2 separate regions of the Homo sapiens genome follow, and region 2 is linked to region 1. Evidence: chromatin loops called from intact Hi-C (ENCODE). Cell type or tissue: PC-3. All regions are shown on one strand. Each heading gives the region's core, and the rest is flanking DNA. Links, peaks and the distances in the headings are about the cores only. Region 1 has its middle 56 kb from the start of LINC00399. Region 2 overlaps IRS2 (insulin receptor substrate 2).

Region 1 (16,917 bases), core at 4,802-12,801:
ACATGAGCCACTTGCTTTGTCTGTGCTCACTCTGGTTTTATCAATTTCAGTTGCAGTGATTCTGTTATTAGAATTCAATTCATGAAAAGGAACTTTTCATCCTCCATACTGCCTCCTTTACTAATGGAGAAAAGAAAAATAAAGAAAAACAAACCATATAGTTTATCTGTCAAATATATTCTAATTTCTGTAAACCTTGGTAATTCACAAGAAATAAAGAAAACACACGCAAGATAATTTGACAAAATCTCAGTACTCTTTATTGCCAAATCTTTCTTTCATGTGAGCATTTGCTCATGCCCAGTATCTCCATAATGATTGACTGACTTCTCCAAATAGTTAGATTTTGAAGATATCTTTACCATTTTTTTTTAAGTCTCCAGTTGAGTAATGAGCTTGGCTTGTTATGTGAGAACTCTGTTAAGGGAATCTCATCATAAAATTCCTGAAATGACTTTGAGAGGTAGCTGGCCGTGAACAAGGGCCATGAAGTACAGGCTTTCTTTCTGACTGTAACCCAAACAAACATTTGTGTTAACCTTTGCAGAAATACCTCTATTCACATATAAAATACAGGAGGAAGAGTGGAGTCAACAGGCTCATTGTTTCTTAAAGTGTGTCCATTGGAACACAAGTTCTGGAAGATCACTTTTGAAAAAAAATTTCTTAAATGAGGAAAGACCATTTGTTATATTGTCTTAATGATTCTTTTTCAATTAAAATATGTGAAATACCTTTAGTTTAAAAAGTTGTTTAGAATTTTAACTCATTTTTCTTTGCAGTCTCCATAGACGCTAAAAAAGCCTTTAACAAAATTCAACATCCATTCATGATTAAAACCACTCAAGGGAATAGTAACTGAGAGTTGTTTTCTTAGCAAGGATGTGCTTACCACACACATAAATAGATGTGTCTATCTATCTATGTGTGTATACGCGTATCTATCTATCTATATATATGCGTATACATATATATGCGTATACACACATACATATATATATCCCTAAATTTACCATGTTATTCCATAGAGAAACATTACAGATACTAAAGACATTTCCAGTAAGATAGGAAAAAGGCAAAGATTCTCACTGTCTGTGCAACCTGTGCATATTCTAACAGAGGTACTAGCTAATGCAATTGTATAAGAAAAATCAGCTAGAGACATGAGAATGGATTTTAAAAGTTCCTCTACTTGTAGATAATATGATAGTATACTTGTAAATCTCCAGAGAATGAATGATAAAATTAATTCAATGAAAGAATGCAGTGATGTAATAAGATATAAAACTAACACATAAATATCAACAGAGTTCATACATAAAAACAATAAGCAGTTAGAGAAATTTTCACTTACAATAGCATAAGAAATACTACTTAGAAATAAATGTGACAGAAAATGTGCAAAACTTCTATAAGGAAAATTTGGAACTTGTGAAAATTGTAAAAGTAGACATGACCAAATAAATGGAAAGTCAGTCTAGTTTTGGGGTCAGGAAGACTCAGCATTTTAAAGATGTATCTTCCCCCAGGTTGATTTACAAAATCAATGCAATCCCAATAAAAATGCCAATGAGCTACTTTATAGTATTAGACAACTTGATTATAAAGTTCATATGGAAAAACTAGCATGCAAATATACTTGGAAAAACACTAAAACCCAAAAAATCGAAGAAGGGGGAGTTGCTTTTACAGGTATTAAAACATGTAATATGTCCTGTATAATTAAAACAGCGTGAGGCTGAAACATGAATAGACAAGTAGACAAGTGGAAGAAAAACTGTGTAAAGTCTAAAATTAGACCCAAGTACATAAGGAAATGTAGTATATTACAAAGATGGCATCTCAAATCACTGAAATAATGGTGGACGTTTTAATAAGTTTGGCTAGGACAAATGAATAGCCATTTGGAAACAGGTAAAATTAGATTCATGTCTTGTATCTAAGAATATACTCTAAATTGATTAGAAATAAATATATTAAAGAAATCAAACAATTAGTAGAAGAAAATGTATAAATTCTCCCTAACATTGGTGTAGAGAAAAGCTTTCTAACTATGACTCAAACTTCGTAGGCAATAAAACAAAAGATTAATACATTTTACTAAATAAAAAATATACCTCTTCAAATTTTACATGATAAAATCTCCTCATAGCAAAATCAAAAGGCAATTGAAAACTAAGAGAAAATATTCTCAACAAATACCTCGGAAAAGTGGCTGATATCTCAAATATAGAAAAACATATTAAAATTCAGAGACAAAGGCAAAATATTATAGGTAAGTATGAAAAAGACATGAACAGACCTCTCAGATCTCCCTCTCTCTCTTGCTAGAGGCTTGCCAAATTTTATCTTTTCAAAAAGCTAGCTTTTCTTTCAATAATTTTTTCTCATTTTGTATTTTACTAAAATAAAATATTAATTTTAATAAATGAAAATAAAATACACAATGAGAAAAAATCATTTGTTAGTTCATTCTGTATTTTATTAATTTCCATTCTCTCTTAATTCCTTATTGCTACCATTTCTCCTATTTTGGTTTTGATTTGATCTTCTTTTTATCTTCTTAGGATGGAAGTTTAGATAACTGCTTTTGAATCTTCCTTCCCTTCTTATGTAATCATTTAAAGCTAAAAAATTTCCTCCTAAGCATTGCTTCAGCTGCATCCCAGGGGTTTTGGTATGTTGTGATTTTCATTTTTTCCCATCCCCTTAATTTTAGTAAATTTTATTTTTGGAACAGTGCTAGAAATACATGAATATTGAAAAGATACTAGAGAGAGTTCCCATACACCACACAACAAGTTCCTTTATCAACACCTGTAATATTGTGTGTGGTGCACTTGTTACAATGATGATCCAATGTTGATTCATCATTATTAACTATGCCCATAGTTCTTCAAATTGTCTTATTTTACCTCATGTATTTTTCTGTTCTAGGATCCCATCCAGGATCCCATGTTACATTTAGTCACCATGTCTCCTTAGTCTCCTCTTGGCTTTTGGAGTTTCTCAGTCCTTGTTTTTGATGACTCTGGACAGTTTTGAGGACAACTGCTCAGGTCTTTCGGAGAAGGCCTCTCTATGGAACTGCTCATGATTAGAGTGGGCTTATGGCTTTTCAGAATGAAAATCACAAAGATAAAGTGTCATTTCTATCACATTATATCCCGGGTGCATACTGTCAACATTACTTCTTTCTGCAGATGGTGACCTTGATCACCTGGTTAAGGGAGTCTTGGTCAGGTTTCTCCACCATAAATTTGCTCCTTTCCTCTGGTCCTGTACAATCAGAAGGACGTCACTGTTTGCATACTACACTTAGCGAGTGGGGAGTTATGCTCCCTCTCCTTGAGAGTGAAGCATCTGCATACATTATTTGGAGTTCTTCTGCATGGGAGATTTGTCTATTCTCTCTATTTCTTTATCCAGTCAGTCATTTGTATCAGCATAGAAAAATTGGTATGTATTTTAAATTTGGGTTATAATCTGACAACACTTTAAGTATTTTGTTTCTCATATCATCTTGTCAACATGTATGTATATTAGTAGAATAAATTTCTGGAAGTGGAATTATTGAATCAAAGATTATATACATTTTAAATTTTGATAAATGATCAGATTGCTCACCTTAAAAGTTATTCACATCTACTCTCCCCCAAGAAAAGCCTGAAAACATCTGCTTCATGATACCCTTGTTAATACATTGTGTTATAAAATGTGATAAGAATTGCCAGACCGGAATCTCAGTATGGTTTTAAGCATTTATGTCTTTGCTATTTATTAATTATGTATCACTTACTAAAATGAAATTTAATTTCTAATATTGGTCTATGGAGATATTCTATATAATTAGTTATTTCGAAAACCTATCATAGGCTGAAAGAATTCTATACTTGTTTTTGTCTATAATTCTCATGATTTCATTTTTATCTAGAAGATTTGCTTTCCTATGTTAATAATGTTATTTTATGCATAAAATTTCATGCCTTCAGTCTTCACTGTGGATAGCAACAATTAACATATAAAATGCCTTTGTCTTTTTTTTTTTGGTGTTTTTTGTTTGTTTGTTTATTTTCCAGAATGCAACCCTATCTGATATTAAGATTCTGACCCTTTACATTCTTGGCATTTTCATAGTATGCCATTCTCATCATGTTAACTTAAATATTTCTGAATTACAACTTTTTAGTTTGTCTCTTAAATATATATGTGCCGATTTCTTGCTTTGTTTTTTTCCCAGTTTTATTGGGGCGTGATTGACAAATAAACATGGCATATATTTAAGGTGCACAACATGATGACTTGATACGTGTACACATCCTGAAGTGATTCTCCCAATCAAGCTGAGTCTTTTTCCTTTACTAGTTAAGAGGATGTCAGATATATTGATCACTTTTACATGGAAAGCTTTCTTTGTGTTCTAGCGTTTTATGTATATTTTTTGCTATTATAAATCTTACACTACATAATATTTCACTACATGTCTTCTATTTATTTTTTCTGTTGATCTGAATTTTTTTTTTAGTTTTCAGACTAACTTTACCTGTAACTTTATATAGTATACTTCATTAAATACGTATGTATTTTTGGTAACAGCCTTATTGAGATAGAGTTCATATACACTACATATACCATAAAATTTACAGTGCACATTCACTGTTTTTCAAATTTATATATTTACAGAAATGTACCACCATGACCACACTCAGAACATTTTCATTATCCCCAAAGAAACCCACACCTTCTGTCATCTCTCAGCCCTGCCAGTCCCCTCTCCAGCCTTAAGCTACCCACAAATCTACTTTCTGCATCTATAGATTTGCCTCTTGTGGGCATTTGATACAAATGCAGTGTGAGGTCCATTGAGCCTCACTTCTAACAAACAGGGCAGGACAGAAATGATGACATGAGTTTCAAGGCCTGCCTCTTGTTCTCTTGGGTCTCATTCTGGAGGAAGCCAATTGCCGTACTGCGACTGTAGAAGACGCCCAAGCAGCCTCACCGATGCCGGCACTGCCTTCCATCCTGTGAGAAGGCACCTTGGACACAGACCCTCTGGCCCAGGCAGCCTCAGATGCCTGGAGTCCCAGCTGCCATTCTGATGGCAACCTCACTAGGCACCCTGAGCCAGAACTGCCCTTAAACTGCTCCCAAATTCTTCATCTGCAGAAAAGATATGGATAATATGTCGTTTTTGGTGTGTTGTTGACACTAAGTTTTTGAGTAATTTGTTAGGCAGCAACAAATAATGAATACAAATATTTTCCATTATTTCCCTGCCACTGTGGAAAAATCTACAGAAGTTTAGTTTTTCTTTCCTTCTACCTTCTAGACGAACTTTTCATTTGCCTTTTATGGTTGGCAGAATAATGCCACCCTCTCTCCAAGATGTGCTTCACCTAATCCCTGAAAACTGTGGATATGCTACCTTAAAATGGTAGCAAGGGACTCTACAGATGGGATTAATTTACTGATATTGGAGTGGGAAGATGATTATGAATTATCCGGGTGTGTTTAAGGGCCTTGGTAAGAAAAAGGCAGGAGCACTAGAGGCAGAAAAAGAGCTGTGAGGACAGAAGCAGAGGTCAGACAGATTTGCAGATGCCATGAGGCTGGTTTTAAAGGTGGAGGGAGGAGCCGTGAGGAAGGAAGTATAGGTGCTGGGCAAGGTGAGGAGGTGGATCCCCTCTAGAGCCTGCAGGAGGAATGCAAGTGTGTCAGCACCCTGATTTCAGCCCCAGAAGACTAATTGGACTGCCAATCTCCAGAACTGTGAGATCATAAATTTGCAGTATTTTCAGTTACTAAGTTTGTGTATTTTTCTACAGTAGCAATGGCAAACAAATACATCTTCTAACCTCAGGGTCCTTTAAGGTTCAGAAAGTTTACTAGCTATGTCTTATGGTTGTCTTTTCTACATGGATTTTCCTCGGGACATAAGATACCCTCTCAAACTGGAAATGTAAATATTTGTTTTTTGAAGTTTTTTAAAATAATGTTTTTTGAATATTTTACTCTTTTGTTATTTTGATACCCTATGTGATGGTTAATACTGAGTGTCAATTTGAATGGACTGAAGGATGCAAAGTATTGATCCTGGGTGTGTCTGTGAGGATGTTGCCAAAAGAAATGAACATTTGAGGCCGGGCGCGGTGGCTCACGCCTGTAATCCCAGCACTTTGGGAGGCCGAGGCGGGCGGATCACGAGGTCAGGAGATCGAGACCATCCCGGCTAAAACGGTGAAACCCCGTCTCTACTAAAAATACAAAAAATTAGCCGGGCGTAGTGGCGGGCGCCTGTAGTCCCAGCTACTTGGGAGGCTGAGGCAGGAGAATGGCGTGAACCCGGGAGGCGCAGCTTGCAGTGAGCCGAGATCCCGCCACTGCACTCCAGCCTGGGCGACAGAGCGAGACTCCGTCTCAAAAAAAAAAATAAAAAAAAAAAAAAAAGAAATGAACATTTGAGTCAATGGGCTGGGAAAGTCAGACCCACCCTTAATCTGGGTGGGCACCATCTAATCAGCTGCCAGCATGGGCAGGATATTAAGCAGTCAGAAAAATGCAAAAAGGCTAGATTGGCCTAGGCTCCTGGCCTAGGCTCCCAGCCTACATCTTTCTGCTGTGCTGGATGCTTCCTGCCCTCTAACACAGAACTCTCAAGTTCTTCAGTTTGGGGACTCAGACTGGGCTTCCTTGCTCCTCAGCTTGTAGACGGCCTATTGTGAGACCTTGTGATCATGTGAGTTAATACTTAATAAACTCCACTACATATATATATAGATATAGATATAGATATAGATATCTCCTAATAGTATATATATATATCCTATCAGTATATATATATATCCTATTAGTATATATATAATATATATCCTATTAGTATATATATAATATATATCCTATTAATATATATATATATCCTATTAGTATATATATATCCTATTAGTATATATATATATATCCTAATAGTATATATATAATATATATCCTATTAGTATATATATAGTATATATCCTATTAGTATATATATAGTATATATCCTATTAGTATATATATAGTATATATCCTATTAGCATATAGTATATATCCTATTAGTATATATATAGTATATATCCTATTAGTATATATATAGTATATATCCTATTAGTATATAGTATATATCCTATTAGTATATATATAATATATATCCTATTAGTATATATATAATATATATCCTATTAGTATATATATAATATATATCCTATTAGTATATATATTATATATATCCTATTAGTATATATATAGTATATATCCTATTAGTATATATATAGTATATATCCTATTAGTATATATATTATGTATCCCATTAGTGTATATATATATCCTATTAGTGTATATATATATCCTATTAGTATATATATATACACACTATATATATATATCCTATAAGTATATATATATATACACACTATATATATATATCCTATACTATATATGTGTGTATATGTATATGTATTTATATGTATATATGTATATACACACATATATATGTGTATGTGTATATATATAGTGTGTGTGTATATATATATATCCTATTAGTTCTGTCCTTCTAGAGAACCCTGACTAATACACCCTACTTAGGTAAATCCATCACACTTTCTAGATTTTACTTGCCTTGTTCCATAACTACTGTTTTTCACTGTAATCCCATTAACTCTTTGCTCATTTTCTTTATATTTTGAGTGTTTTTCTCAGTACAGTCCATTATGTGCAGAGCTGTATTTTCATAGTATTTCTCCTTAGTGCTGCTTCCCATTTAGCTATCATTTTTTCCTGTGCATTTATATTTTTCACATTTTTTCCTGAGCTACACCAGCTCACATAGCACATTCTTCTGAGGTCCCAATATATCACCCATGAACTAATGTGTTTCTGCTGCGTGTTTTGTTTATACAGATGATGGTTTCATTTTGTTGGTAATTTGTGAAGATAGGTTGGATCATAATCTCTCTTTGTGGTAGCGTTTTTCTAATGCAGGTTTTTGTCTGCATTAGAAATTAATTTCTCTGTTCTTTCTTCCCATTTGTAGAATTGTACAATCTTTGTATATTTTGCTTATTCCTTTTAAATTATTTCTCGAATATTTCTCATGTTTGAACAAGACAAGCTCTCCACATATTGACTATCTGTAGGAAGTCCATGTGGGACCTGGGGCAGCGTGTGCTTCAGGATGTTAGGAATTCTCAGAATGACTCAGGACTATGGAGTGCAGATGAGCTTCTGGACTCTCATTTCCTTTCATCCAAGCAGGATCAACATTCGGGGGACTCCCAGTGGAACTTCTCCTTGCCTCACCACCTGCCTCATGTTGTCACCAAGGACAACCTTCTGAAGACACTTTGGCACGGTGCTCTCTCAGCCACTTTTCCTCAACTTTCTCTCAGAGCCAGACGAACTCTGGGGACGCTCTCAGGGCCGGGCAGAACTCATCCCCATCCTGTGACCCGAGTTTAGATCTAACCTGCATGGCTGCCATCTACCTTGAACAAGTGGACTTTGATGGCCTTTTCTGAGGTCTGGGACCATAGGTGTCCACCCTCGAGGGTTTCCATGTTTGATTGTCACTGCTTTTGAGAGGCTAGGCTTCTGTTTTATTCTTTCTTTCCTTCATTTTTATTTTTCTTTTTTAAAAATTAAAGATGAAGTTCATTTGTTTGTTTTGCTTCTTATTTTGGAGTTAGTTTCTACAGGAGGAGGAAAAGAAGCCAAATTTTATTCACCAAATTCAATTCAAAATTAAATACAAGTCAAAAGCAGAAATTCTTACCAGCTCTGGCTTGATGAGGGATCTATCTTGTTTCAAAGGATTTCTCAGAAAGAAATTTCCAACACCTTCTTTTGTGCTTCATACTGGCATCCCTAGATTATTTAAATCTTGATACAGTCATTTGCTGTAGTAGACATTCCCACAATCATTAGATTACCCACTTATTTGAGAAGCATGTTTTCCATGCCTTCAAGTAAGTGAATGATAAAAGCATTTGACTGGATTTAATCGTATCAGAACCTTTTGGCTTACTGCTAATGACTTCCTTTCAGGCTGATATCAGTACATTAATCACCACTTTTTAAAAAAATAGTTATTCACTGCTTTACGTTGCATCCGATTTTGCTATCAGTCCATTCATGTCATCCTGCTGTGCTTCCGTGAACATATTAAACAGAACTCTGTCACATGCTTTGATGGAACCCAGCTACCCCACATCTATGTCATCTTCCAAGCTGCCAGTCCAGTCAAATGTCAGAAAGCAAATGAGGTGTGACTCGCTGTTAGTGAAGCCATGCTGACTCCTGAAAATCATGACTGCTTTTTCTAAAGGGCTTATAAGTCTGTAGCACAATAGTCCATTCCACAGGTTTACCAGAAAATACCATCAAGTATGACTATTTGAGGTTTCCAGGACTCGTGGCTTTGCCCTTTCACTTTCTTTGTGATTCTTCAAAGATAGTTGAAATTGGGTTCTGCACACTTTGGAGTAAAATCCAGCTCTACCTGGAACCTCAGCCCCATGCACGTCAGCTGCTCTTATTGCCTCTGAGCTCCGGGACCCCACTTCCCATTGCACCCATTTGTTCTCCCTGCTGCCCCTAAAGATGGATCTTAAAGGAGAAAGTTGGGGGGAAAAAGGAGCAGAGGAGCAGCTTTGTCCTCTCTCATCTCTCTTATCTGCTCATTGATCCCAGATTGTGGGCTCATGCAGTTCTCCCTAGGGTTGCCTGTTCAGAGCAGTCCTGAAAGTTACTCCTGGCTGTCAGTCCTGTGGCATATCATGAATCCTCTCGGAGCTAGATCTCACCCTTTTGTAAGTGGGGACAATCAGCCCTGCCTGATAGGACTTCTCAATGGCTGAGATAAGACATAGAACAGCATATAATGCCTGACACCTGGGAAGCACAGAATAAATATTAAGTCTCTTATTGTGATCATCATTCTCCATGGCAGATTAAAGGGTAGGCTCATTACTCATTACTTTTAATGGCAAAAGCTGCAATTACTTTTGCACCAACATAATACAACAACTATGGAAAACAGTGTGGAGATTCCTTAAAGAACTAAAAGTAGATCTATCATTTGATCCAGCAATCCCATACTCTTGTGTATCTACCCGGAGGAAAAGAAGTCATTGTGTGAAAAAGATACCTGCACGTGCAAGTTTATAGCAGCACAATTTGAAATTGCAAAAATATACAACCAGCCAGATGCCCACTAATCAATGAGTGGATAAAGAAAATCTGATATATACCTATATATCACATGTATATATATCTATATCTATATGTGTGTGTATATATATATATATACACATACACATAGACACATGGAATACTACTCAGCCTTGAAAAGGAATGAGATAATGGCATTCGCAGCAACCTGGGTGGAATTGGAGACCATTATTCTAAGTGAAGTAACTCAGGAATGGAAAACTAAACATCATATGTTCCCACTCATAAGTGGGAGCTAAGCTATAAAGATGCAAAGGCATAAGAATTTTACAATGGACTTTGGGGACTCAGGGGAAAGGGTTGGAGGGGGATGAGGGATAAAAGACTACACATTGGGTACAGTGTACACTGCTAGGGTGATGGGTGCACCAAAATTTCAGAAATCAACACTAAAGAACTTATTCATGTAACCAAACACCACCTGTTTCACCAAAACCTATTGAAATAATAAAACTGAATTCTTCAGAGAGATCCCTTTAGAAAAAGCATTTTATTATCAGCCTTCCCAATTCTTTTTTTCACCAAGTTCACTGGTGATATAATAATTAGGATTTTTAAAAATTACTTATGTGTTTTAAAGTGATGCCCTCTTTCAGAGTCTCTGACCATGGATTACACCCGTTTCATCATTGCTCCCACCTTTGGCCTTTCCCAAACCAGGTCCTCCCTGAATTCCTTTCTGGAAAGACCTGGGATAGAATTGACCAAGCCATCTTTCACTTTCTTTCTTTTCTCTTCTTCTGCATAGCTAACAGATCTATCAAGTTCTGCTGATTTTACTTCCATGCACTTGTTGAATCTGCCTTGTTCTCTTCATCACTCTTGCTACCACCTCACACTGTTTCCTTGCTTGTGCCCTTTCTGTGAGTTGGTCATATTCCCTGCCACCAGATCTGCTCTCTGCTGCCAGAAGGGTATTTCCAAGACCCTATTTTAATAGCACTACCAGATTGATAAACATTCTGTAACATATTGAAAATTTTTCTAGGTCAGGCATGGTGGCTCATGCCTATAATCTCAGCTCTTTGGGAGACTGCAGCGGGCGGATTGCTTGAACCCAAAAGTTCAAGACCAGCCTGGGCAACATAGTGAGACCTCACTCCTACAAATAATAATAATTAAAAAAATAGCTGGGCCTGGTGGCTCATGCCTGTAGTCTCAGCTACTTGGGAGGTTGAGGTGGGAGGGCCAGTTTAGTCTGAGAGGTCAAGGCTGCAATGAGCCATGACTGTGCCACTGCATTCCAGCTTGGGCAACAGAGTGAGATCCGAAAAGAAAGAAAAGAAAAGAAAAGAAAAGAAAAGAAAAGAAAAGAAAAGAAAAGAAAAGAAAAGAAAAGAAAAGAAAAGAAAGAAGGAAGGAAGGAAGGAAGGGAAAGAAAGAAAGAAAGAAAGAAAGAAAGAAAGAAAGAAAGAAAGAAAGAAAGAGAAAGAAAGAAAGAGAAAGAAAGAAAAAGAAAGAAAGAAAGAAGGAAGGAAGGAAGGAAAGAAAAAGAAAGAAAGAAAGAAGAAAGAAAGAAAGAAAAAAAGAAAATTCTTCTAAATCAATAATCAAGAAATGTAATTGCCAATTTAAAAATCAAATATTATGACTGATTATATCATGTTTAGATTTATCTCACGTATCAGCAATTAATATACAAACATGATAAATTTAACAAAGTGACTCTTCTATAAGCATTAACAAGTTTTCTTCAATTAAATTTAGAACTTTGAAGGACAGTGATCCTAATAAATAATTATTATAAACTTATAAAAAGAGAATACATTTTTTTTTACCCATTGATGTTTCCTGTAGTTGTCTTAATTCATGGATCTACCTGAAAAACTGTGGGTTAATTTTACCTTCTTATTCTGGCTTGAAAATTTTTAATGGAGCTGTTTTGGTGGTGTAACCCATTAAATGGTCATCAAAATGCATGAGGGAAGAAAAATGCTAGATGAACTATGAGTCATTGGTACTTACTAATTCTTCCATCAAAGCTTTTAAAGTGTTTACTCTCGTTCGAATAAAATCTACTATGGGTAAGAAAAATTTAAGTAGGATGTTTGTCCAGAGAAATTTGAGTCTAAATGCACAATTAAATTACCACTTAGTAGCAAAATTTATTATTTGAAATATCTTCCAAATATCTGTGAAAATGAATGACAAATCTTATCACATTCTAACTCCCGAAGATTTTTTAATAGCACATGTTTGAGATATAATCACTGTTTGAAGTTGTAATCTAAATGCTTTTAACTTTGTCATTACTGTTGTAGTTTCACTGACTTGAAAAAAATACTTTAAAATAATGACTAAGGAGATTCTTCACTCCTACTATTTCCCTGCAAGGAATAAGGACAGGGTGCTTGGTGCAATCACTCAGTAGATAAATTCTTGTTACATTAACAGTTTAAGTGAATAAAAGGAGACCCATACAGAAGAAGTAAAGTGACTCATAGAATTAGAATTTCCTAAGATCTACAAATTGATCTTATACTTTGAATAATACCATACCAACTTTTTGCATTTGTTTCAGGAACTTTAAAAATTGAACTACTAATGTAAAAATAAGCCAGGAAAAAAAACAAGAGGAATGAAGAAGAGAGAAGTACCCAGAAACCACATGAAAATGTCCAAATATAGAAGTGGACGTGACCAAAGGTGAATTTCTTTAATTTGTCCAGAAAAATAAAGCATGTGTTTCTGGCACTGTACCAAACTTGTGTAGGTGTTACTCTGTTTGCCATTTTTGGTTGTATATATCTTGAAGATTCTTTTAAAGACAGTTCCATCCTCAAATAGGATAATTACTAAATAGATGCTACATTCAGAGGATGTTATACAGGAAAAAAAATGACAGAAATGCCTAGTATACCAGTGTAGCACAAAGAGAAGTGGATAAGTCTCTAGGGGAGGGGATGAGGCTGTTAGAGAAGAAAAGGTGAGTTAGCTGCGTTGAATTGAAGGGTGAGCTGAATATTGTGTGCAGGCAAAGAGCTAGGGAAGGTCTGTTAAGCAGGGACCACATCCGATGCAAAGGCCCAGAAGCAACAGCACAGGCTGCTTAGCAAGCTGCAATGTTTGCTGTGGATGGAGCACAGAGTCTGGAAGGAACATGGAGTACAGGTTGAAGCTGGAAGCCACGGAGGTAAAAGAAGGCATCATGTTTGGTACAGAAGGTTGTTTCAGTAAATGTCCTATTACCTTAAGACCACCCTCAATAAGGGGCAGAGATTCTAAGATTTAAAAAAATCACCTGAAACCCATAAATACACATCAGTAATTACAAACACACGTCAAACACTGAATTAATAAATATGTTTTCAGGGTGCGAAGAGATGGTGTCACGAATAGCTTTCTCCTGGGGCACGACCTGGATTCTGTCCCAATCATGCTGCCAATACATTGGCAAACCAAACAAAAGTTTCTAGTTTTCTTACTCTTTGTAAGTCACAGTGCTCTCTGCAGAAAGAAAGAATAATAATTGTAAACTTGGAGAAATAGCTTAAATGCTAAGCACATAATTATTACTTCTCTAAAAACCTTTGCAAGCAAGAGTAATCACCCAGATATTGGCAAATCTGAACAGTTCTGCCATTTCCAATGGTGTGATAGTGTTTAGCATCATAATTACAAGATTTTTAGAGACGTATAAAGGAATAGTAATTACAAATTTTAAAAATATACTATACATAATTAAAAGTCAATACACTGCTGTTCACTCACATTTACTGTAATAATAGAGTATGAACAGACAATACAATTGGGTCGAAAGGGATGTTCTCTGAGAGCTAGGACATCCGGAATGAAGTCTTGGTTGATGGCCTTCTAGAGTATAATGATAAGGTGGCAAGTGCTGGTTACATATGTCTTCAAATCGCGGGGACTGAGTAGATGCTATCCTTTACCACGTACAACCAGTCACCTTGGATCATGGCTGAGAGGCATGAAAAATTCTTTTAAATCCCTGATTTTCTCTAGTGTTCCATAATTAAATCACATAAAATCTGGCATGAGAAAATTTAATACATTTCTAAGAAATAATTGACTTGGAGAAACAATAAAAAAACTGAATATGGTAGTCTCTGCCCTAGAACTTAGATTGTAGGCATTGCCTTGGGCTACAGAGTATTGAATGTGTGTACCTAGCTCAAGAATAACGGATCGGGATTCAGAGATGAGATGTCTGTGGGGAGTGGTAGATGATAAGAGATGTTGAATCCAACTGTTAAGCTTTATTTTTATGATCTGAGCCAATTTTTTTTTTCAGCTTATGTTCTTATGCATTGACACACTGATGTAGGCCGCCATAATAAAGCCTGTTAATATCTGGAATTTTATTCCAGGAAATATTGGTCTGTGTTTTTGGAAGTCACTTCTGTCTGTAAGACCTCTTGCAATTAGGATTAAATCTTCCCACGTTAAAGATTATCATTGTCCAGAGGCAAACAACTGGTGTTATTTAAAGGGAATACGAATTATTGACCTCAAAATATGAGCTTACCACACTCAAAGACAGCCAGAATATTAGAAGTTTCAGATTACAGAGTGAGGCTTTTAAGAGGAATATTTTGCAGCATGTATTTCAACAATCACCCATACCCTAGGATCCTTCTGTGTTTGGCTGAGTTCAGAGATTCTGCTCATCAGTTTTTGAAGACATGTATTATAGGTTGGTGCAAAAGTTATTGCGGTTTTTACTGTTGAAGGTAATGGCAAACACTGCAATTACTTTTGCACCAACCTAATAATTTAGTATATACACTATATATGTATGTCTTCATATATAGTATATATATGTAATATATTGTGTTATGTATAATAAAGAATAAGTATATATTACATAGTATACATACCATATTATATAGTATATGTAATATATACTACTATACATGGTAGTATATAATTATTACAAATTACATAAATATACAACATATATCACATATGTAAGTTACGGACATGCCACTATAATTTAAAGAAAAGAAAAAGTGTTTCAAAAGATTATTTTAAAACATACCACTATAATCAATAATAATATCAATGATAGTAGGTAACATTTTGAGTTTTTCATCTATGCCATATACTCTTCTAAGCTTTTTGAGTATTTTCTTTTCACCTTAAAAACAAACCTGTATACATTTACCAAAACCCATCGAATGGGCAACACCAGGAGTGAACTCTAATGTAAACTGTGACATTTGGGTGATGATGATGAGTCAATTTAGGTTAATTGATTGTAACAAATGTACCCCCTGGCAAGGGATGGGGATAATGATGAGGGAGGCAGTGTGTGTGTGTGGAGGTGAGAGGGTGGGGAGGTGTATGGAAATCTCTGTACCTTTTGCTCAGTTTTGCTGAGAACATAAAGCTGCTCTAAAAAAAATAAAGTCAATTTAAAACCAAAACACATCATAAGAAGTTACTCTCACCATCTCCATTTTACAGATGAGTAAAATGAGGCAGGGGAATGCCCAGCATCTTCCCTGGGTTCACACAACAAGCACTTGGTAAAGTTAAGATTCAAACTGGCACAGCCAGCTGCAGAGCTCACACTGGTCTGTATAAAGTAAGAAAAGACATCTATTCCCATTGATATGGTTTGGCTGTGTCCCCACCCAAATCTCATCTTGAATTGTAGCTCCTGTAATTCCCATGTGTCATGGGAGGGAGCTGGTGGGAAGTAATTAAATCATGGGGGTGGGTCTTTCCCATACTGTTCTCGTGATAGTGAGTAAGCCTCACGATATCTGATGATTTTATAAAAGATAGTTCCCTCGCACACACCCTCTTGCCTGCCCCCATGTAAGATGTGGCTTTGCTCCTCCTTCGCCTTCTACCATGATTGTGAGGCTTCCTCAGCCATGTGGAACTGTGAGTCAATTAAACTTTTCTTTATAAATTACCCAGTGTTGGATATGTCTTTACTAGCAGCATGAGAACAGACTAATACACCAATCTAAAAATATCTATATCACTATACCCTTTCCTTATGTGTTTGTTTTAAAAGTAATGGAGATAGGCTGAGGGCAGTGGTTCACACTTGTAACCCCGGCACTTTGGGAGGCTGAGGGAGGAGGATCGCTTGAGCCCAGGAGTTCAAGACCAATCTGGGCAACATAATGAGACCTCATCTCTACAAAAAAATTTAAAAAATTGCTGGGCATGGTGGTGTGCACCCGTGGTCACAGCTATTCAGGAGGCTTGAACCTGAGAAGTCAAGGCTGCATTGAGCTCTGATCACACCACTGCACTCCAGGCTGGGCAACAGAGCAAACCCTGTCTCAAAAACAGAAGAAACAAACAAAAATAATGATAAAAAATAAAAATAGTGGTGATGTTGACGATTAAAAATAATGCCTAGGAGTTATTGAATATTTGTCTTGAACTTCGAGAGTTCACAGATAAATGCCAAGTAAAAGACCCGTTTTAAAGAAATAGCCTGAAGAAGGATTTTCAGGTTTTGCAACTCCTTTTCTCTTTCTCTCTCTTTATCACTCTTTCTATGCCACATCATCCTTCCAAAGAGCACCCTACTATATCCTGAAACCAGTAGCTTAAATAGCTGCTTAAATAACTACATAGAATTTTTTCATGAATCTGTATCTTAATAAATGTACCCTCTTTTCATACTGTTTGTCTTTTTATTAGAATTATATGCCAATCACTATT
Region 2 (8,000 bases), core at 1-8,000, 430 kb after region 1:
ATATACTTTTGAGGAAGAAATTCGAGTTGACGTATACTCTACCAAGTAACCACCACCACCCAGGGATACCACCACCATGATGATGGAATTGATGGCTACAGTATGAAAGTTTTTAAAAGCTCTGCATATTATTGTTCCCAAGGACTCTATCTCCCTCACACACTGTGACATGTGGGCTAACATCAGTAGCACGGCTGGCCGGGCTCAATTCCTCCTGGTCCCTTACTACCTCTTTCTCTTCACTTTCTCCTTTGAGCCTTAGCTCTCCATGCCAGCCACACTGGCCTCCTTCCTGTTCTGGAACATACCGGGCAACCTGCTGCCCCAGAGCCTTTGCACTGCTGTTCATCCCCTTTGCCTACTTGGATTCCTCCCTTAACATCTGTAAGACCGGCTTCCCCTGACCTTCAGGTTGCTTGGCTCAAATTTCCTTTCCCCCCTCTCCCTTCCCTGCTTCATTGCTAGAGCATTTCACCACCTGTAGTGCTTCATCTCCTAAATGCACATCCAAATTAAGTTTACTTCCTAGGTTTCAAAGGCAGACAGCTCACTGAAGACTCGCCCACTTTCTGTTATTCTTTTTAGCTTGAAAAACCAAATCTGTTTCTCTCTAGCCTATTCTTTCATATTGCTCAAATGGATGAAGTATTTTTGAGATAGTCTATATGCAACAATTGTCATCTTTGTAATGAAAACATGCAGAAATTTAACAGTTTGAATACATTTAAAAATTAAAGGGAGATCTCACCATTTTTGCCATCGTCCTTTCTGCCCCCAACTTTCTACCTTTCTCAAGCAACCCATAAGTAAAGTTCCTATTTTTCTTTTTTTCTGAAAACTGCAAAAGGTGGCAAAAGGTGAGAATGGGAGGAGACTCATCTGTGACTAACTCCCCCATCAGCCTCACGGGTGGGTGACTTGGAGCTCCCCAACCCAATGGGACTTCCTTCTTTCGCCTACACTGGCCACCACCATGGAGGGCAGGGAGGCCAAGAGCGGCAAGCAGCCCTTTGAGCCGGTGGGGGCTGTGGCTGGCAGGAAAGGAGGGGGCTTTCCTGAACAGGCTAGGGATGCCTATAGAAAGAATGTGATCAATACCCTTAACGCAGCCTTTGGGGCTGCCTACAAAAAGGAGCCAAGAAACCTGACAATGGGGAAGTTTCTGGAATACTACCATTTACAACAAAGACTGAGCACAGAATGAAGTACCAGGAGAGCTTGGAGGCAAGGCCGCCAAGAGCTCAGGGCAAGCTGACATCTAGGAATCGGGATAGCAGCAGAATCAAAGCTACTATTTTTCAGAGAAGAAAACTTACAAACACTACCTCATCTGATGCACCCCAGGTTCACGCAGGGGTGAAGGGGTGAAACATCTGAGTGGTCCCAGCTGTGAATGGGACCAGTACTGTGAATGTTCCAGCAAGGATATCCACTGTCGCAGCAGAGACATCCCGTGAAACATCCCATTCTCTGTGCTCAGCCAAGATTGCCTGCGGGGTGGACACTTATGAAAAGGATCAGAGGGGCTGCCCAGAAAATGGTGCCCGGTGGGATGCTGCCAAGTTGACTCTGAAGGCACCTAGGGAACAGAGGCCAGGCTTCACATTTCTTCTGCATCTCCCAGGACATCTACTCTTGTGCTGACACACGCTGAACTCTCAATACATTGATTGGCTTAAAATATCAACTGTGTTCTGCGTTTTGGAAATGGCTGAAGACCCAGTGATTCTAAACAGCCCAGCGAACCTGGACAGATCAAGACTCACACAGATGAATGTGTATCACCCAGACTTGTTCTAAGAACTTCATTAAATGCTCCCTGCTGGGAAAACTTGGACATTTCATTGCAGTGATTATTTCATCTCGAACTAGGAACACTGATAAGCTAAGCTGCAAATAACAGTAAGACGGCAAACTGAACCAAGGTGTGTCCTTTCTACTGGACCACTGAAACTTTCATCTGTCCCCAAACACCAAAATGCCCTTACATGTAGAAGCTACAAAACCTTTAGGAGAAATTCTCATTTAAAAAACTTGTCAGAACAAATAATCTCAACAATGTCTTTGCATCAATGAATGCAAATTCATGGATGTTTATATCTAAAAGGGTTTTGTGTAGCCTTTGTATCTAGTATTTTCATGCAGTTCAATATTAATATTTAATTTTTTTCTCTTTTGCTTTCTCAGCCAGCTAAATTAAAGTTAGTTTTCTGAAACTGCAATTAAAATAAATTTACAATCCTGGATTTATAATACTTTAAAAGAGAAAAAGAGATTTGGTACTTTTGCAACTAACACATTTTGCTAAAGCATACTCAAATATACTTTCAGTTGAACTATACATTTAGTAGATGTCTACTTGACAACATAAGTTATTTGTACAAGTCTCAGCACACTCACCTGATATATAGAACTGGAAGAGGGTATGGGTAGCTTATGGATTTGTTTTCTGTTTCATTTGCGTATGTAAAACGTTATTTTAGGTTGCTTTTATGCAGGAAGACAATAAAAAGTGAATACCTACTATCATACCAGAATAAAACTGAAGCAAAGCACTTTAGTAATTTATTTTTTTAAAATGCACCAAAGGTGTGGGGTAAGAAACTGACCACAAGACTCTACTTTTCCAGGAATTTCTGCTGTCTGGGAAGTTCAGAAGCCCTGCAATGTCCACAGTAAACTAGGGTCCCAGTACCTCCATTTCTGACCTCTTCAAACAGAAACAGTCTCTGCTCAATACACTCTAATCCACGACTTGCTTAATCCTGCTTATTGCGTGGAGTTTCTAAAGGATTATGTGCATGGTTTTTAAATTTAGTAAAGAAATTCTGGCCTATTTCCAAAACTTTTCTCCCTGCTTCACAATTCCCCTTATTTATCCATCCATCTGGGTATGGGAAGTCCCGAACAAAGAAAGGAGGGCAGAGAGGCTCACCCGGCATGCGCTGGGCCCAGGCAGCGCAGGGCAGTCATGGGTGAGGGTGGCCACTGAGATGACGGGATCGGGGGCGGCTTCTGCCGCAGACCCGGGAATTCACGTGGTCAGATGGTCCCTGACTTCAGTCCCTATTTTCGGTGGTTCATAGCACGGAGCGGTGCAGGTAGGTGCACGCTCTTCCCAGGTCCTCTGCAGAAGGCAAAAGTTCCCAGAGGCACCCAAACCTTGCTGGGGAAAAGGCTTCTGGCCGATTCATGAAGACCCCCAGACCACACGTCTGCATCAGTTTTCCTGACTAAATTGGTGGGTGCTCAACAAACCCATCACTGCAACACAGGGCGCTCCGAACGTGGCTTTCTTCTTAACCTGGAAGAAGGTCCGTAACTCCATTCGCCCGGATAGCAAAACTGCTTTCCTGCTTTGCTCATCCAGCCAGGTCTCCAATCTCACCTGCTGTTTGGTGGGTCACGGCGCTCACCGTTGGGGGTGCTGGCCAGGAAGGAGGTACTGTCTCTTGATGCTGAGAGGCCTGACAGCTTGCACAAAGCAAACACTGCACTGCCCACAAGAGTTCCAGGCCACAGATTTGCCTATTACATTTTTTTTTTTTTTTTTTGAGACGGAGTCTCGCTCTGTCGGCCAGGCCGGACTGCGGACTGCAGTGGCGCGATCTCGGCTCACTGCAAGCTCCGCTTCCCGGGTTCACGCCATTCTCCTGCCTCAGCCTCCCGAGTAGCTGGGACTACAGGCGCCCGCCACCGCACCCGGCTAATTTTTTGTATTTTTAGTAGAGACGGGGTTTCACCTTGTTAGCCAGGATGGTCTCGATCTCCTGACCTCATGATCCACCCGCCTCGGCCTCCCAAAGTGCTGGGATTACAGGCGTGAGCCACCGCGCCCGGCCGCCTATTACATTTTTTAAAGTGTGAATATCTTAAGAATTTTTATGTGTTTGCTAAAGTGTTTCTTTCTGCTTTTGAAAGTGAGGTTATACCCACGTCATTAGAATAATGGCAGCTTCTGTGAAATTAAATTTGTATGAAAACTATTTATCTTCATATAAAAATCCAGCTAAATGATTTTTTTCCTGAGAATTAAAAAAAAAGAAAAAAACAAGGGCTGTTAAAAATAAAAAGGCACTGACAAAATACTCAATTCCCCAGAAGATAACCACCTAGCAACAACTGATTAGTTAGTTATTGGTCCTTAGGCAAATTCTAAATTGATTAGTTTTCAAATAAACTCATTAAATAGGTTAATGACTCATTTCTTAGAAAAATGTTAATGGACTTATCCATAATGGGGAATATATGATATTTCACTTATAGAACAAGCACCTGTCTTAGAGACACAGAGAGCAGTGACCGAATGCACCCGCTGACTCATCACTGTGTCACCGCCCAGGCTGAACCTGTTACACAGAGCCGCCTTCAATTCTGCTAGATAATCTAGGCCTTTCGATTTCACTGGGGGTCTTCATGAAACAATAACTTTGTTTCCTTTTCTTTGATAAAGTAAATACATGACCTTAAATATTTGCCAAATCTTCTCCCCACTCAGTAGACACCGTCCACATAGTCATGAACAGCCATATTTCTCTGATTTATAACGCGTTTCTTCATTAAGGAATTCTGCATTCTCTATTTCTGGCTTTCAGGGTTTCTTTTAGTCTATGGATGAAGAAAGTTACTAAAATGTTCCAAAGTAAAAAGACTAATATCATTTCCACAAATACTAAGTTGTTCTAAAGAGCATAGGCTGTATCCTGGGAGAAAGTTATTCATCAAGATACAAAGAACCAACTGAGATGTGTCATTGTTTGTATCACATTCTCCTACTCTTTCTTGATGATATCTACAAACAACTCTACCACTAATTGAATCAGTGACCTTGACTAAGACTCCGGACCTCACACAGCCTCTGTTTTCACAACCTTAAATAACTAAGTTACATTCTATCAACGGTTCTCAACTCTTCCTTCTCAGAACACCCTTGTATATTTTTTTCGTATTGTCACCACCTGAGTTGCAAGAGTTTTAATGTATTTGATGGTGGCGGTGGTGGGGAGGTATCTTACCAAGTATCATATACAGTTTGCTTTACCAAGAGGTAATGAAAGACAGCCAGAGCAATCTAAGTTTTCCACTTTGTTGACACATCTAGAGGTCCAGGAAGCATGACTGGAGTCCCCAGAACAGATCCATCACCAACTTGATGGTCAACTTTAAAATTCACTAGTAACATCACAGCCTTGAAAATAGTATCAAATACTAAACTCTCCAAACCGGAGGATGTAAAAACTGATTTCAATAAATAGAGCGCTTTCCTACCAGTCTTCCTCCTCAATGGTCCCCATTTTCCTTTGAATTGATACCCAGTGGAAGAAAAAGGGGGAGATGATTAACTATCACTCCAGCAAAATATTAACTTAAATGTTGCTTGAGGCAAGGGTCTAGGATAAAATCCTAATGTAATTATTGCATATGAGCTTCCCAAGCAGACAATATGACATTAGAGAACTGGGCTAGGGATACCAAGATGTTATGAGGTTGAACCCGACACTCCTTCTCCTTTTGGCTCAGAGATCTGGAGCAAGTCATCTGGCCTCTCCACACTGTAGGTTCTTGATTCCAAAGAATGGGGTTCATGGTGGTTCTGCCTATGCCATAGGATTTTTTGGAATATTATACCATATTGTATATAGGAAAATGTCTTACCACTATAAAGGGAAGAAAAACACCCTTTGAATTTTACACAACTCTTTTAACCCCAAGAGAAGAGTGGCAGGCAGTTATCCGTCAATATTGATCAGAATAATGGTACATCGTCATTGCATTCAACTTCAATAAGATTCTTTCAAAATCTTCAGTTGCCAGTTGTCTACCAAGTTGTGGGATTATCTGTTACACTTATACTTTGGAGGCCAAAGATTGACTTATTTAAGTCCATAGAATGCATACAGAAAGCACTGTATCATATTCTTAAATATTAAAGATTAAGCATTAATACTATGCAAAATCTTTCTTTTTTTTTTTTTTTTTTTTGAGACTGAATTTCACTCTTTGTTGCTCAGGCTGGAGTACAGTGTCGCGATCTCAGCTCACTGCAACCTCTGCCTCCCTGGTTCAAGTGATTCTCCTGCCTCAGCCTCCTGAGTAGCTGGGACTACAGGTGCATGCTACCATGGCTGGCTAATTTTTGTATTTTTAGTAGAGATGGGGTTTCTCCATGTTGGCCAGGCTGGTCTTGAACTCCTGACCTCAGATGATCCACCCACCTCGGCCTCCCAAAGCGCTGGGATTACAGGCATGAGCCACCAAGCTCATCCAAGAATGAATCATTCTTAACATAAACATAAGGATTTTAAGGTAACAAAATCACACAGTATAATAGGATTGTAAAGTAACAAAATCACATAGTATAATGAACTATATCATAATATCTGTTTTTATGCATTGAAAACAATTGAAATTTCATACCACACCGTAATAACTGACTCAAGTATTTGTACTAACTGTATAGGGATAAAGTAGCAGTAGACTATGCTTAAGTTATAAAGTTTCAACATGAACAAAGAACACATCATTAATCCTTGAATTTCAGTTATGGAGAAAAATATCATATCCAGCCTCCTGGAGCATGACTGGATGAGATATTATGGAAACACACACACACACACACACACACACACACACACACACACACACACCAGCCCCAAATATTTGTTGCTGGAAAACCTGATACTCTTTAAAATGAATATTAAAAGATCCAGCATTAGGCCGGGCGCAGTGGCTTATGCCTGCAATCCCAGCACTTTGAGAGGCTGAGGCGGGAAGATCACGGGGTCAGGAGATCGAGACCAGCCTGGCTAACACGGTGAAATCCCATCTCTACTAAAAATACAAAAAATTAGCAGGGCATGGTGGCATGCACCTCTAGTCCCAGCTACTCAGGAGGCGGAGGCAGGAGAATCGCTTGAACCCGGGAGGTGGACGTTGCAGTGAGCCGAGATCACACCACTGCACTCCAGACTGAGTGATAGAGTGAGACTCCGTCTCAAAAAAAAAAAAAGAAAAAAACCCAGCATTTACAGGGTGCAATGCGTGTGATCAGTTATCTTTAAAAAATATATCGTGGGTCAAAATATTTGATCAAATATTCCAAATTTCAGTAAAAACACAGTAAGCAAGGAATATTTTATAAACCTTGTGTATATAGATATCATATATGACATAAGAAAACTGGACAGAGTTTCCAAGGCTTCACCTTTACCCATTCAAGTTTTACAGTGTCTTTGGACACATAAAAGTGACTCTATACAAACTTAGTATTTTCCTAGTCTAATAGAAAATTAATCAGAACCACCAAATTGACTATTTTATCATTTGTAAACATGTAACCCATAAGTTTTAATCCAATCTATTTCAGAATTCTTATGTAATGAATTCACTTAAGTAATAAAGCTATAACACACAGAAGCATCTTGCATTATTTGCACCTACAGAGCAAAATGTTGGTATACAACATATACTCCAACTCTTTCTACACTAACCTTCACCTATGCATTGTATTTTAGCACCCAGTTAATGTAAGTCTCTGTAGCTATCTTGAAAGAAATTGAAATCAGTAGCAATCATCAACCCCATCATCTCCTCCATGCCAAATGATGACTTTACTAGTTTTCTTCAGAAAAGTCTAGCACTGAACTCTGTGTACAATAATCTACCTGAAATGAGTCAGAATAACCACTGCAGTCTTGAAGAACCCACTCAAACTAAATATAGAAAGAGTGTCCCTATCTAAACTTGGACAGCATTCTTTTCACAAAAATCATGATCTGACAGTTAATGTGTTTATAACCAATACTTTTGGACATTCAGAAAATTTTGTTTTCATTTGTTCATTAAAACGCCAACATTAAAACGTTTTGTTCATCTTGTATAGAAATATACATTCTGCTGTCATCCGTACTAGAGAAATGAAACAGAGAATCCACCTGCATTACAGCTGTCCAAATGCAGGATGGGGGGCGGGGGGCACAGCACTTTGCCTCACCCAGTGT

The links. Peaks named below come from ENCODE experiments on the same cell type or tissue, not always from the same donor. Only the 100,000 strongest peaks of a DNase experiment are listed, where the experiment ranks them.
Region 2: it touches region 1 in a loop (4-fold over the local background); 4 of 110 quality-filtered maps call a loop at or near these places.

Annotation. Positions count from the first base shown.
Region 1 is chr13:109,336,497-109,353,413 of GRCh38, forward strand. No RefSeq gene overlaps it. Among named protein-coding and RNA genes, the nearest start is that of LINC00399, 56 kb to the right of the region's middle. RefSeq lists an enhancer at 12,287-13,486. In PC-3, for the core only: no CTCF peak of the experiment used is centred there; DNase peaks (open chromatin) are centred at 8,225 and 9,335; H3K27ac peaks cover 641 bases.
Region 2 is chr13:109,769,153-109,777,152 of GRCh38, forward strand. All of the region lies in intron 1 of IRS2 (insulin receptor substrate 2), which reads right to left. Among named protein-coding and RNA genes, the nearest start is that of IRS2, 13 kb to the right of the region's middle. In PC-3, for the core only: no CTCF peak of the experiment used is centred there; a DNase peak (open chromatin) is centred at 4,329; H3K4me3 peaks cover 629 bases; H3K27ac peaks cover 391 bases.